Linked DNA regions of Homo sapiens: region 1 is linked to region 2. Evidence: chromatin contacts called from ENCODE Hi-C or POLR2A ChIA-PET data. All regions are on one chromosome and are shown on one strand. Each heading gives the region's core, a stretch centred on a gene start or an enhancer-like site at or near the end of the contact. The rest is flanking DNA. Distances are from core to core; before and after follow the strand shown. Region 1 overlaps LINC00598 (long intergenic non-protein coding RNA 598). Region 2 has its middle 210 kb from the start of MIR4305.

The links. Hi-C counts contacts between places; a loop is a spot of excess contacts on that map. ChIA-PET counts read pairs that join two places held with the same protein, here RNA polymerase II (POLR2A).
Region 1: a map of endothelial cell of umbilical vein shows a loop between it and region 2 (2.0-fold over the local background). The contact joins two enhancer-like sites. A Hi-C loop is called at or near these places in 1 of 168 maps with a recorded cell type or tissue (endothelial cell of umbilical vein). POLR2A ChIA-PET finds 5 or more read pairs at or near these places in 1 of 52 experiments (activated T-cell).

The regions. Positions count from the first base shown.
Region 1 is chr13:40,399,807-40,406,458 of GRCh38, reverse strand. All of the region lies in intron 6 of LINC00598 (long intergenic non-protein coding RNA 598), which reads left to right. Among named protein-coding and RNA genes, the nearest start is that of LINC00598, 78 kb to the left of the region's middle. RefSeq lists an enhancer at 1-98. Within about 2 kb of position 3,903, at least 25 of the 41 ENCODE cell types and tissues checked have a DNase peak (open chromatin) inside an H3K27ac peak, as active enhancers do; they include endothelial cell of umbilical vein, where a contact is called at or near this core.
Region 2 is chr13:39,872,847-39,880,244 of GRCh38, reverse strand. No RefSeq gene overlaps it. Among named protein-coding and RNA genes, the nearest start is that of MIR4305, 210 kb to the right of the region's middle. Within about 2 kb of position 4,735, at least 5 of the 41 ENCODE cell types and tissues checked have a DNase peak (open chromatin) inside an H3K27ac peak, as active enhancers do; they include endothelial cell of umbilical vein, where a contact is called at or near this core.

The DNA of each region.
Region 1 (6,652 bases), core at 2,654-5,153, 530 kb before region 2:
TGGCAGACATCACCAATCAATCATGGCACTTTTTTCTCCTAAACTTCTCAATACTGGATTTTAAGATCTACAAAATCGCAAAGATCACCTCCCTCTGTGTGAAATCTTCCTTTGCCCTATTGGTTGGAATAAATTAGAATCATGAGAAAAGTGACTGATATTAATCAAAGGATTTCATTCTACCTTTCTTCTAATTTATTGCAACAGTCCTGAAGCCTCTTAAAGAGAAGTTTATTTTGGTGATTTCATTCTATTTCAGAGACTGGTCTTCTGATTTTTATTTTTTTTGCATGTTGAGACTAAGGTTGATTTTCAAAGACAGATTCACACTAATCAAGCTTTAAGAAACTGATGTATAGATGAAAACACCACTATATTAATTACTCAGTGAGTATTATATTTGCATTAGTTTGATCTGGACATCATCTTTCTGTGAAGTAAAATTATAATTTGGAAGTTGTTTGGGAGTTGTGGAAACAGAACTAAACAAATCAGTTGCATGAATTCATTAATATATTTATTGTTCCGATCATTCCACATTGAAGGCAAACTGTGTCCTCTCATAAAGCTTACATGGTAATAAAGGAAACAGATGATAAACAAATAAACAACGAATACACGTGGTAATTTCAAATGGCATTTAGTGGTGTAAGGAGTGTAGAACAGGTATCATGATAGTGAATTAGACGTTTAATAGTTTTGCACTTTATTAGCTGACTGACCTTTCTATAATTCATATATTCCCCATCCCTAGAAGCTGAATAACTGAGGCTTTCATCCTGGATGTGCCTTCTCTTGAACAGAGATTTATTGAGGACTGCCAAGCACACCTGTGTGTGTGTCCATTGCTTACAGCTGCTCTTTGGATTGATCAACATGTCCCATACCGGGGAGTGGCATAGAAAAGTGGTTGAGAGCATGAGCTCTGAAGTTTACAGATCCTGGGTGTGCCACTTTTATTCATTCAACAAATGTTCACTGAGCATGTACTATGCACCAGGCAGCGTACTAGTGCTGGAGACAGGCGGTGAACAACAGTCTTTTTCCCCACAAAGCCTCCTTTCTAGTTTGGAGAGACAGAGAGGGAGCAAATCAATATAAATGTCATTGGTGGTAGGCATTAGGAAGAATGAAGCAGTATAAAGAAATAGGGTAGGGAGTAACCCAGGCAGGGTGCTACTTTGGGAAGAGTGGTTTAAGCACAGCCTGGCCTAGGAGGTGACAGAAGAGACCTGAGTGAAATGAAGGTGCAAGCCAAGAGGATCTTGAGAGAAGAACATTCCAGGCAGATGGACAGGCAAGTGCAGAAAGCCTCAGCTGGGAACATGCTTGGCGTGTCTGTGGGTCAGCCAGGTTTTCCTGGACTGCAGTGGAGTGGGAGAGGGTGACCCAGTAGGAAATGGAGTTTGAGAGGGAGACAGAAGCCAGATCATGTAGCATCCTATTGGCTATAGTGAGGACTTTATATTTCAAATCAATTGGGAAGTCATTGGAGGGTTTTGACTTGAGAAGTGTCACGGTCTTTGCTACATTTTTAAAGGAGTCACTCTGGCTCCTAGGTGAAAAATAGACTGCAAGGGCCAAGAGTGGAAACAACATGGCCAGTAAGGAGGCGGATGCAGCAAGAAACGAAGTCAGGATGGGAGACAAAACTGACTTGGGCCAGGGTGATATTGGTGGAGGTAGGGGAGTGGTGATTCTGCTTGTTACTTGAAGGTAGTGCCCAAATGTGATTGTAGTTAATACCGTGACTTTCTTGTAACATGGTGGTGGCCATGTGTTTTCTCTCACAGCCTCCCCCTGTGGCCTCTTCACTCCCATCCAGGTCGATGCCAACCCAGCTGCCTCTCATCACTTCCACTTGTATTCACAGAGGCATGGGGAACTTCTGGGCCCTGACCTGCAGTCCACCAGCCATGGAGACCCAGGCCATGTCCTCCAATGATCCATCTCGTCGCATCCCATGCCTCCTGGGCACCACTGTTCCTGCTTCATGTTGCAAATGGCAGACTGCCCTGGAAGGTCCCAGCAGCATGCGCTCAGCCGATGGTTTGGGCTCCCCATACCTAACCCAGTGCCTGTAAAGCCCCTGAGACCCCCTTTGAGAGATGTGGGACTTAGGGGGTGGGGATCACATTCCTTGTCCCCAAATTTCTCCCTCTCTCTTTGTCTTCCTTCTTCTCTCCATTCATCAGGAGAATGGGTGAGATGTCTCTCAGGTAGAACTCCGGGAGCAGGTTTGCCAGACTTGCCTTCTGAAATGTTAAAGAAAGGTAGAAAGAGGGATTGAGGAAACCCCTTTCTCTCCTAACAAAGCCTTTCTGCAGGTTTGATAATCCTATTGTAGATGCTCACGTTGAACCTGTACCTTTCTCTTGGTGTTTACTTTCACATCCTAGTACTCCGCCCCCAACACCCCTCCACTCACTAGGAAGAAGGACATTTACAGAGAAGTGCAAAAAACAAAAGCACATAACATACAACATAATTGAACATCATCACTTTCACCAGTTAGGGTAATGTTCACCGTACACGGAGTTGCCTCTGTTGGAGGTGGCTCCAGGGCGGGAAGGGCTCCATTCCTCTGCACGGCGCCAGGCCTATCCCTTTCCCTGATTGTTTGGCTGAGGAAAGTTTGGAAAATCTCCAGAAAACAATTGTTAAAACTAATCTGAAACAGGCTGTAAGTGGCATGGGAGAAGTGCGAGGTGTGGACACGGGCAACCCTGCCATGAGATGGAGGTCTCTGAATGTCGAAAGCGAGTGATCTGCAGATGTACAGTGCCCACGGGGCAGTCAGCCTTTAAGGGCAGTGTGGGAACATGCAAAGAACAGGACCCCAGGCTCCCGTTGCAACCAGGTCAGTCCCTGTTTTCAGCACCACTGGGGCGGCCTCATGGGGAAAGAGGGTACAACGGGGCTGGAAGTGAGTTTAATGGGGCTGCGATTCGGAAGCTGAGGGTTTTAGTCCAGCAACTGCTTAGTTGTTCCCGTACAACTTCATGTTGTTAAACTACAAGGTTCAGTCCTTGATCAGTTAAATAGGAACAATGCTGTAAAACCTCTGTCCAATCTACTTCACAAGCCTCCTGGCAATGCACATAAAAGGGCTGCATACATTCCTAAGCTGGGACCAGGAAGGGTGGGAGGCAGACGTTATCCTGAAGACAGACAGAGAGCTAGTCGTCTACATTTTACCATGTCACCTGCCTGGGAACCCTCCGCACTTGCCTGGGCCTAGGGTCCAATGGGCTTCCTGTCTCTGACCAGAGGTCGGGAAACAGCTCTGTGCGGGAGTTGGCCGATCTGCTGAGTGGGGTCGTCCTGGGGTTGATATTTGTTCTTAGCAACAGGCATTTCAAATGCACAATGCATGATTGTAGCCCTTGGAATGCAGCATTTTTGAGCAGCGAAGTACAGGTTGCCAACTGTAAAATATCACCATGTTCACACTGGTTCTAAAGACAAGCGGAGAGAAGGGAATAATTCTATATTAAGACAAACCTTGCAATCTACCCTCCAGAGCCTTCTGGAAGAAATTAGGATCATTTTAAAAAGGGCTGCATTAACACAGTGGGGCATTCATTCCTTTTATTTTATTCCTTACATATTCACAATTGGAAAATTTTTATCATTCTGGAGTTATTAAGTAGTATGGGGGAAGGATTACTTATTTTTGCATGTATTTTTGAAGGAGGCTTTCCTTATTTCTTTTCATGTTAAAAAATTTACCCTTTCTGAAGCCTTTTTTTTTTTTTTTTTTTTTGGCGTATGTGTGTTTCGCAAAACTTGGCACGAGCATGAGAGGCTGACCTTTAACTTGAGGAGGAGGAGGAAGTGCAGTGAGGGGCAGCTGCGGAGGGCGTGGAGGAGGCAGGATGACTCAGTGTCTCTGTAACGCCCTCCTCTCCCCTCTCGGCCCTGGGCCAAGTGTGTCCAACCAGTGCTGCATCAGAGAAAGAAATCCTGCAGAAGTGACCGCTGTGGTAATGACAGCATAAATAGTTCCTCTTTTGAAGTTTTAATGCTCCTGAAGCTGTGGGAGAAACAGTCAGCTTTCAGATTCCTCCCTCGACTACTGGCAAACCGTGAAGAACTGTGTTTTCTCTCCAAGACACACCAGAGTGGTTATAAGGGCAAAGAATGATTGGACTTTAGAAGCCGAAAAAGGACTAGAGGCAGACAAATGGACAGCATTTCAGGGTGGCCCTGGGTTCACAGTGACCTTGAACCTTCACCTAAGTTTTTGGCAGCTGAGTCTCCATAAGAGGGGACAACTGCATTTACTATCGGAGAACTGCAGTTTCTCTCTCTGGCTGAGTAGAGTTGGTCTCTGTCTATGGGGCATCCTGTGGTCATCTCTCTCTGCAATGCAGGAAGCTCTGTCTGCCTGCCCCCTTTCCTACCTAACTGAAATTGAGGGGTAATTGCCTCCTGCACCCATATTTTCGAAATCTCAACTCACATACACACCATCTTTTGCTCTTGACTTCATAACAGCAATAGTAGAATGTCATTATCTTTGTCAGCAATGGCAAAATCAGCAAAATGAGCACTTACTGTGTATAAGCCTGGTCAAAGATAACAGACGCAGAGAGAGAGAGAGAGAGAGAGAGAGAGAGATTCCTTCAAGGGTCTTACAAGGTATTTGAGGATGAGACCATTATTCTTTCCCCAGCACGACACTAAAACTCTTCTCAACAAAGTTGTAAGTGACCTGCTAATTGCCAATCCCAGCAAACACTTCCCAATACCTTCCTGAAATGGTTGACGTGACCTCATTATTTGAACACCCTTCCCTGAATGGCCAAGACAGCACCCTGCCTTGGCTCTCCTGCTACCTTCTCACACCACACCCTGAGGTCAATTCTTCCTCCATCTGTCCCATAAATGTAGCTGCTGTTTCTCAGGGTTCCACCTTTGGTCTTCTTGTCAGTCCTCAATTTTCTTTTTTCTTAGTTACTTTGCCTAATCCTGGAGGATGTGAATTTACATTTTAACACATTTCCTAGAGGTACTGATATAAATCCCAAGCAGTTTTGAGACTCTCTGGACTTCTTCATCCTTCTAGTTCTTAGCATCTGCATCTATAAAATGGGGATGATAATGGTACTTGTTTCATTGGACTGTTGTTAGGATTCTATGTAAAGCACTTAGAAGAGTGCCTGGCACATAGGCAGTTTTACATAAATATCTGTTGTTAAGTTTGGGCAAAGGCCTAATAGAAAATAAGTTTTTGAAGGAAAGTTGGGGCCTTTTGCAGAGACAGATGGTTCTTTCCCCAAATCTAGTCTCTCCTTCTTCCAGAATCCCCCTGTGGCACCCAGTATCCCTGGCCTCTCCATGCTACAACAGTGGCTATGTTTTTCTTCAGTTCAATATAGCTAGAATTGTGCAGGAAAATTCCTCAAAGTATTTCTCTATTTCATGGTTACCTGCCTCTCTTGGAAAGGTGGGAGAGTGTGAGAAAGGAGGGAGAAGAAAAACTCATATTTACAGAATACCCACTGTGTATTTAGTAGCAAATATTTATTGAGCACCTCTAGTTGTCAGGCCTTTTACACTTCATGTCATTCTTCCAAGAACCTTATGGGGAGGGTATCCTCCTGCTCATATTGTCAGCAAGCACTCTGGTAGGTGCTTATTTATTCCCGCATATGCATTGGAAAGCAGGTTATTTTTTAAGGCTTTACGATGGGTGGTTCTTTCTCAGCATTGTGTGCATTTGATTCACAGTTGGCCGACAGATAATGAAATTCTCCAATGCTCTGATGTAAGTCCTGGAATTATGACTGCGTGTGGGGTTGGACATTGTCTCGAGTTCAGCACCAAATGATGTTTACCTGCTTGTGGATGCAGTAAAGTCTGCCTCCAGTCACAGGCCCCAGTTCTTTCTATACCTGGATCTTGATGTAGAAATATAGAACTTGGAATACTGGCTCAAACTGACATCCATTCTTCATTCATTCATTCATTCATTCATTCAACAAAAACGTAATACGCTCTTGTTTGGCTAAACATTGGAATTGCAGAATCGAAAATCCTTTGCCCCTGCCCTGAAGGAGCTCACATGTTGCATAGCATTCCCAGGATCAGAAGATAGGTCCTGGCTGGTCATGGTGGCTCATGCCTGTAATCCCAGCACTTTGGGAGGCCAAGACCGGTGAATCTTCTGAGGCCAGGGGTTTGAGAGCAGCCTAGGCAACATGGTGAAACAAAAATACAAAAGTTACAAAATACAGAATTAGTCTGGCATGGTGTTGTGTGCCTGTAGTTAGCCGGGCACGGTGGTGTGTGCCTGTAGTCCCAGCTACTTGGGAGGCTGAGGTGGGAGGATCAACTTAGCCCAGGGAGGTGGAGGCTGTAGTGAGTCATGACTGCACCACTGCATTCCAACCTGGGTGACAGGGTGAGACGCTGTCTCAAAAAAAAAAAGGTAGGTCCTCCTCAGCCAGGTCAAAATCAGTTATCAAATACCTGGAACTTTGTTGTGTAACCCGTGGCTTCTGTGCAATTTTGCTTTGTGGTTGTTATTACAAAATTTCCTTCTTTTGCTTTGTATGACATCGGTGCCCTTGAGGAATAAGAGGCTTGAGAGCTGGAACTGTGTCCCCACCAACTGGTGCAGTGTCTGCCACATAACATATTCAAT
Region 2 (7,398 bases), core at 3,486-5,985:
ACTAGTAAGCCAATGCTCACAAAGAGCCAGAATTTTGGAGTTATATTTTTAGACGGACACACTTTGAAAACATTAAAACTTAAGAGTACAAATCATTCAAACACTTAACTATCAGTTCCTGGATAACTCAAGATATTCCAAATACATAGTAGTTGGTAGCTGACAACCTAAAAGCTAGTTTTGTTCTGAGTAATTTATTTACCAAAATCTTTTTTACACAAATAAACTCCCTGGAAAATATTTTCAAAATCATTTCTAAAGCCGCAAAAACAAATTTAGACCTAGAAAAAATAGATTGTAGATTTTGATCTCAGCACAGGATTTATCTTTATAAATAACCCAGGGTGGTATGTGGATGTGTGGCTGAAAGTGATAAGATTATAGAATATCAACTAGAAACACAGTCACAATAGTGGAGTCTGGGGGAATTTGGCACAATTGAAATAGCTTTATTATTGTTGTTGTTTTAACATATTTTGAAAGTGGAAACAGTGGGCTAAGACGGAAAAATACTTTTCTTATGAGAGACTTTGATTTCTCTGTAACTTCCAAAATAGGAAGCAAACTGTGGAATCCAATTACTTCCACTAAGAAATTACAATTGCTAAAATTTGAGGAAACATACCTCTCTTTCAGTGCAGTGTTTCTAGGTGCCATAGAATGTGACCCTGAAAGCAGCTTTCACAATTTGAGACTCTGGGTTTAGCTACAGAAGGGTTCCAGGACTTGAGTCTCATATCTACTCTTATTTGCAGAGAGTCCAGAAATGTGTCGACAGACACAGCTGAACAAAATCTGAATGTCCTTCCAAGAGCTCCCTGCACAAATGTCCTGCACAAATACAAAAAAGCAGAGGGAACTTCTCTAAGAAGATGGCTCAAGAATCCCACAACCACAATTTCCTTGGTCAGGGAAACTGCTCTTTTGTACGAAGCAGTGGGCCAGAAGGTATTTCAGAATCTTTGGAAAGAAAGAAAATCGAGGAACTTGAGTTGCGTATATAAAGTCTTGGGTTTTTAGTCCAGGGTTCTAGAACACCCCGGCAGTTTGTGCTTGTGCTTTGTGCATTAGGGGGAGAAATGAGAGAGTCAGAGATTGCTTTAGTTTGGCAGGTGACATAGCTTGGTGTTGAAGCAAACCCACTTGAGAACTAGGCAATGCAAGTTCAAGTAGTGAAAACTCTTAAACCTAGAAAAAAGGCAATTGTGAATTTTAATCTTGGAACAGGATTTATTTAATAGGATTTACTCAGTTTGTGTACGTGTGTGTGTGTGTCCCAAAGTACAAAGATAATAGAATACTAACCAGAAACACAAATTCAAAAGTTCAAGTTCTGCCATTTACCAGCTACATACCCTTGAAATTTTACTTCATTTTTGCCAGCCTTAGTTTCTTCATCTGTAAATCCAAGATGATGAAAGTACTTACTTCACAGGCTTCTTGTGAGGAGTAAGTGAAGTTAGTGTTTAACACTGTGCCTGGCACTTAGTAAGCATTTCATCTCATTAGATATTACTATTATCGGCTGGGCATGGTGGCTCACGCCTGTAATCCCAGCACTTTGAGAGGCCGAGGTGGGTGGATCACCTGAGGTCCAGAGTTCAAAACCAGCCTGGGCAACATGGTGAAACCCTGTCTCTAACTAAAATACAAAAATTAGCCAGGTATGATAGCTAGCGCATGCTTGTAATCCCAGCTGCTCGTGGCTAAGGCAGGAGAATCACTGGAACCCAGGAGGGTTGCAGTGAGCCAATATCACACCACTGCACTCCAGCCCGGGCAACAGAGCAAGACTCCATCTGAAAAAAAAAAAAAAGAAAGAAAGAAAAAAGAAAAAAAAATATATTGCCATTATCAGCACAGAGCTGCTTCGAATAGTCATACAAATCTAACCTTTAACCAGCCATGACTTGCTGAGTCTTTAAAAAATTAGTCCGTCTTTCCCTCCTTCTCCTCTCTAGCTATTTCCTTTTCTTCTTTTTGCTTTTTCTTTCTTTTTTTTTTTTTTTTGAGATAGAGTTTTGCTCTCGTCACCCAGGCTGGAATGCAATGGCACGATCTCGGCTCACTGCAACCTCTGCCTCCCGGGTTCAAGTGATTCCCCTGCCTCAGCCTCCCAAGTAGCTGGGATTACAAGCACGTGCCACCATGCCCAGCTAATTTTTGTATTTTTAGTAGAGACGGGGTTTCACCATGTTGGCCAGGCTGGTCTTGAACTCCTGGCCTCCAGCTATCCACCCGCCTTGGCATCCCAAAATGCTGGGATTACGGGCATGAGCCACCGCTCCCAGCCCCTAGCTATTTTCTAACATTGAAGAGCTCACCTGGGAGGTCAATAAAGTCTCATTTCAGAGAACAAAAATAAGCGTGTCCCCTCTACTAGGTTCCTTCTTGTGCATTCTCAAAAGACCCTCCCCTACAATCCCACTTGACTTCTCCAGGGATGACCCAAACCCAGCTTGTCAGTTGGTACTACAGGTTCCAATCAAAGAAAAATGTAAAACCTCCTGGGGCAGTTTCCAGAGGGCAGGCAAATCTCTTTGTGTGATTCCCAGCTTTTGTGGTGAGGGGCAGTGAAGACGGCCATCGGGCATGGCAAAGAGGGGAAGGTGGGGAGAAACTCCAAAAGCAGGGTCAGAGACTGGCTTGATGCTGGGCCTGGAACGATGTAATCTGTTCCCGATGTGAGAGAGGCAGGCTGGGTAAGCAAGAGAAAGTGTAAGGTACCATCTGTTCTAGACTTCTGAAGATTTTCATTACATTCAGATCAACTTGATAAGACACCCCAATCTACACCAGCATTTTTCAAATAGGGTTTTCAAGAGCTTTCTGAGGACTGCAGAAAGCAGAGCTGTGGAACTTGGCAGGAGATTTAGCACGACTTCCTGCTGGAGCCAGGTCAGCATCTTCAGCGCCGTTCCCCTGGCGCCTCAGCCCTATACACTATCTGACCTTTCTGCACTTTCTTTCCTCCACGCCCTTCTGTCATCTTATCTCCACTGCACCTCCTTATTGGAAAAGGATTCTTACCTAGGTTGTTACAGGGGCCTATCCTTTAATCAGGATGTTCACAAGGGGTTTCAAAATCACCCTGATGGAACTGAACTATACACCAGGGTGGTTCCTCCCCGACTTCTTTCTTCTCTACCTTTCTTTCTTCCTCCCTTCTTTCTTCCTTCTTTTCTTCCTTTTTCCTCCCTCCTCCCCTTCCTCTTTCCTTCTTTTCCTCCCTCCCTCCCTCCTTCCCTCCCTCCATCCCTTCCTTCCCTCCTTGTGTATTTACTGACTGTCTGCTATATCCCTGGCACTAAGCCTCTGTTAATTACATACACTTAGGCCAGGCTCTTGAATTTGCAGACAACAGCAAATCCCGTTAAGTTGCCAACACTTGAAAGAGAAGAACATTTATAGATGTGTTGAATAAATGCACTCCAACTAATGAGAAAGCTTATAAAATTATTTGGATTCATGTAAGTTTAGATTTAAGGTAGCACAAGAGCAAACAGCAAACCACTGGGAGAGGTGAAATGAGATTGATAGGGAAAAATAGATCAGCAAACCAAATCAGATATATTTGTTAAGCACCTTCCATTCATCCTGACCTGTGCCAGGGACTATGGGAGATGGGAGGAAAGTAGAAAAGATGCTTTGAGGAGGTGTCTTGAGACAGATGTCATTAGGAACCACTGACCAATAACACTATGCGTGGATTCCCCAGGGAATCCATAGGCCTGTGGCTATGAAATGGCCACAACCACAGCAGAAGTTTAGCAGTTGCTTAGGAAGACGTAAATTCCCAGCTGTGACTCACCGTGTGTCAAGGAGGATTTTTCTGACATCAGTTTCCAAGCAGCTCACCCAGACTTTCTTACCCAAGAGGGTACCAGACCATGATGCCACTGGAGTTGCATTTTTTTAATTTATTTATTTTATTTTCCAAAGGGCCATTTGAACCAAGAGTGACCTGTGGCCCCTGGAAACTCTAAGCAGTGGTTTGGCATCTTGAGAATCTGTCATGCTTTGTGGAAGGGTCTAGTCCTGTCTGGAAAACAAAACTGGTGATATTTAATGTGAAAGTGTAATCCTACTGTCTCTCTCCTGATAAATGCTCAAAACTCAAGTATAAAAGCAATGAATTCCCCTTGGATATCTAAATGTAGCACTTAAAATCAATTTGATTTTATCTGAATTCTGTTAACATTGGATTATAGATGCACGGTTGCAGGCTTTGAGTGTTTTCAAGTTCTCGATATTTTAATTTTTTCCATACCCACATTGTTTTAAATGTGAGGCCTAATGTCTTCCAGCCCTAGGCTTGCAAATCCATGTTCATCTCTGTGACTGACCCCATAATATTTACTTATAACGTTCATAAAAATACCCTGCATGCCAAAAGCTGTTAGCTGCAGGAAGATGATAAAATATAAAAATATTTAATCAGCCAGTGGGAATTCCCTTACATGTTAAATCAAAGGCTCTCTCAGAGGACCCACGGTGACCTCGGAAGGCCAGAGGGTTCAGCCGCACTGTGCGGCAGCAGGAGGGAATGCCTGCAGAAAACCCACCCTGTTCAGGGCCCCTTCATGTCCTCCAGAAAACACAGCCCTAAGGAGATGCTCGGCTTCACTGCCAAGGGACTCAGGGGCCGGCATGTGCAGGCTCTGTACGGCTTTTCCACTGAGGTTTGTGTAGCTTGTCCCATCTCTCTCAGGGCTATCTCACCATGTAACATGTGCTCTGTTCCTCTTCCTCCCAACCCCCAGGACTCAGTGTTTCTCAAAAAGGAGCACCACAGAGGCTTTCTAAGGAAGAAGTGCTAGAGAAATCATACAGGGAGTGATGGGGAGGGAAAAATATCCCAGGGAAAGGAGTGCTGGATCCAGCCCTGTCTTTGCTGCCACATGTGTTGAGCAAGTCATTGCACATCTCTGGAAGTTGGATGGATCTGTGGTTTTCAGCCCTAATGGTTCCAAGAGGTATCCCTAGGTTACAGAGAGGATGACAAGGGGCCGCTGGGTTTTTATACTCCTTCCCCCTTGCCCCACTCCTTATGTCAGTCAGCTCAGCAGTAATCAGTTTTTTGTTCTGGATTACACATAACATTTAACTCACAAAAAGTGTCTGCTGTTAAAAAGAAAAGTTTAAAAACCAGTGGAACAACGAAAAAGTCCTATTTAATATAAACATAATTTGAGGCTCAATAATATCCCGGACTCCAATTTCCTGCTCATTGGCAGTCCCTACTAAAAGCTAGTTGAAACTAGTTCTTTACATCCCAGTGCCCACTAAGGAGCCATCAGAGCATAAGCTAGGCCTAGCTGAGGGGTGGGGTTGAGTGGCATAGTTCAAGGATGCTACTCTGCTTTTGCAGAAGAGTATAAAATTACAAAGGCTGCAACTTGAGCCAACTGGCAGAATGCTATTCACCCCTTTTGCATTACTTTCTACTTGAATGGCACCAAAGCAGTGTGCTTGTGTTCCTACTTTCTGGTAACATTTTTAAAAACTAAATCCGGTCTTTGAATTTTGATATAACCATTTCCTTTCCCAGGACTCAGGAAATTCACCAGCATTGTATTGGGACCCATGTGAGTGACAAACACGATGATAACTCAGAACCACTGAGCCTCTCACTGTGGTGCTTTGCTCTTAGGCCAAGTTTGTCCTGAGATGATCCTTCCCAGATGGCTGCTCAGAACTTTATGCAAACTGACTCTTGAAATGTCCACCAAAGGAACTCATCCAAACCCCAGTACTGGATGCCACCAGCCCAGCTACATTAATCATACCTTCCTCTTTTGTGCCAAAGTCCTCATTTTAAGCCAGATGATTTAAAATCATTCCATCACCCCCAAATCATTTTGTCATTCAATTTCCATCTATCATGCTAGATGTCCTAAGTTTTGTCCTTGATTCAATTTTGTGTCAACTCAGTAATATTGAATCAAAATTCTATTACTAATTCAAACCAAAAGTGACAAAAACAGAAAGTTTTACAGGGTAAAGCATAAGAACTTTTCCATTCAGCTGCTTAATATTACCTGTACTCCTAACATCAAAAGACAGTTTTCACTAGCATTTTGTTGTATAGTCTTTCATATCTTCTTGATATATACACAATATTTTTAATAGCAATAAGATCACCAATATATGCAGTTTTGCGCTCTGCTCTTTTGACTTTAAACAAGAGCCTAAATTTATCCAATGTTAACTAATATTCTTCTACAATATAATTTTTAAAGAATAAAAATTAATTCTACAATATAATTCACTACAAAATTAAAACTTTCAATGACTATGTAAGATGCATAATTTATTTAACTCTGTTCTCTACTGTTGCAATGCTTGCTTTTTCAATTTTTTAATATTAAAAATCCCGAGATGAATATACTTATACCATCATTGTAATTTTTATAGTTGAAATTCCAGTATCAAAAGGAATGCTTTTAATAAACATTAAGGAACTTTAATAAATATTGACAAGTTTTCCTGTGGAAAGATGAATACTTCTGCCATCATTTTTGGCTTGTTACTTAGCCAACACTAGGTATTATCATTTTTAACCTTTATATAACTGACAGAGGAGAAATGGTATCTTATTATCGCTTTTAATTTGAACTTCTTTGCATTATATTAAGAATGAATATTGGCCAGGCATGGTGGCTTGTGCCTGTAATTCCAGCACTATGGGAGGCCGAGGTGGGTGGATCACATGAGGTCAGGAGTTTGAGACCAGCCTGGCCAACCTGGTGAAATGCTGTTTCTACTAAAAATACAAAAATTAGCTGGGCGTGGTGGTGGGCAGCTGTAATCCCAGCTACTCAGGAGGCTGAGGCAGGAGAATCACTTGAACCGGGGAGGCAGAGTTTGCAGTGAGCCGAGATCACGCCATTGTACTCCAGCCTGGACAACAGAGTGAGACTCTGTCTCAAAAAAAAAAAAAAAAAAAAAGGAATGAATATGATGTCAAATGTGTATTGGCCATCCATATTTCTTTTTTGAGCGAGCCTATTCATGTCCTTTGCCATTTTCCTTTTGGTATATTCAGCTATCGTTGATTTCCAAGAGCTCATTATATATTAAAGATCTTAACCTTTTATCTGATATGTATGTATACAACAAATATTTTTTTGAATGTTTTAAACCTAAAAATATTGTTTAGGCTATTTATGTTCAAAATGATAAAAACAATTGATTTTAGTGTCATGATTAGAAAATGCTTCCTTATTTCTAGAATCATGTAAATATTGCTTTTCCCCCCTTTGTTTCCATTCCACATTGAAATTATTAATTAATTTGGAATTGATATTGTAATAAGGTATGAGATAGGCTTCTTTCCTCTAATCCAAATATACAGTCTATTGGCAAATCTTTTCGGTTCCTCTTTCACAGCTCCTG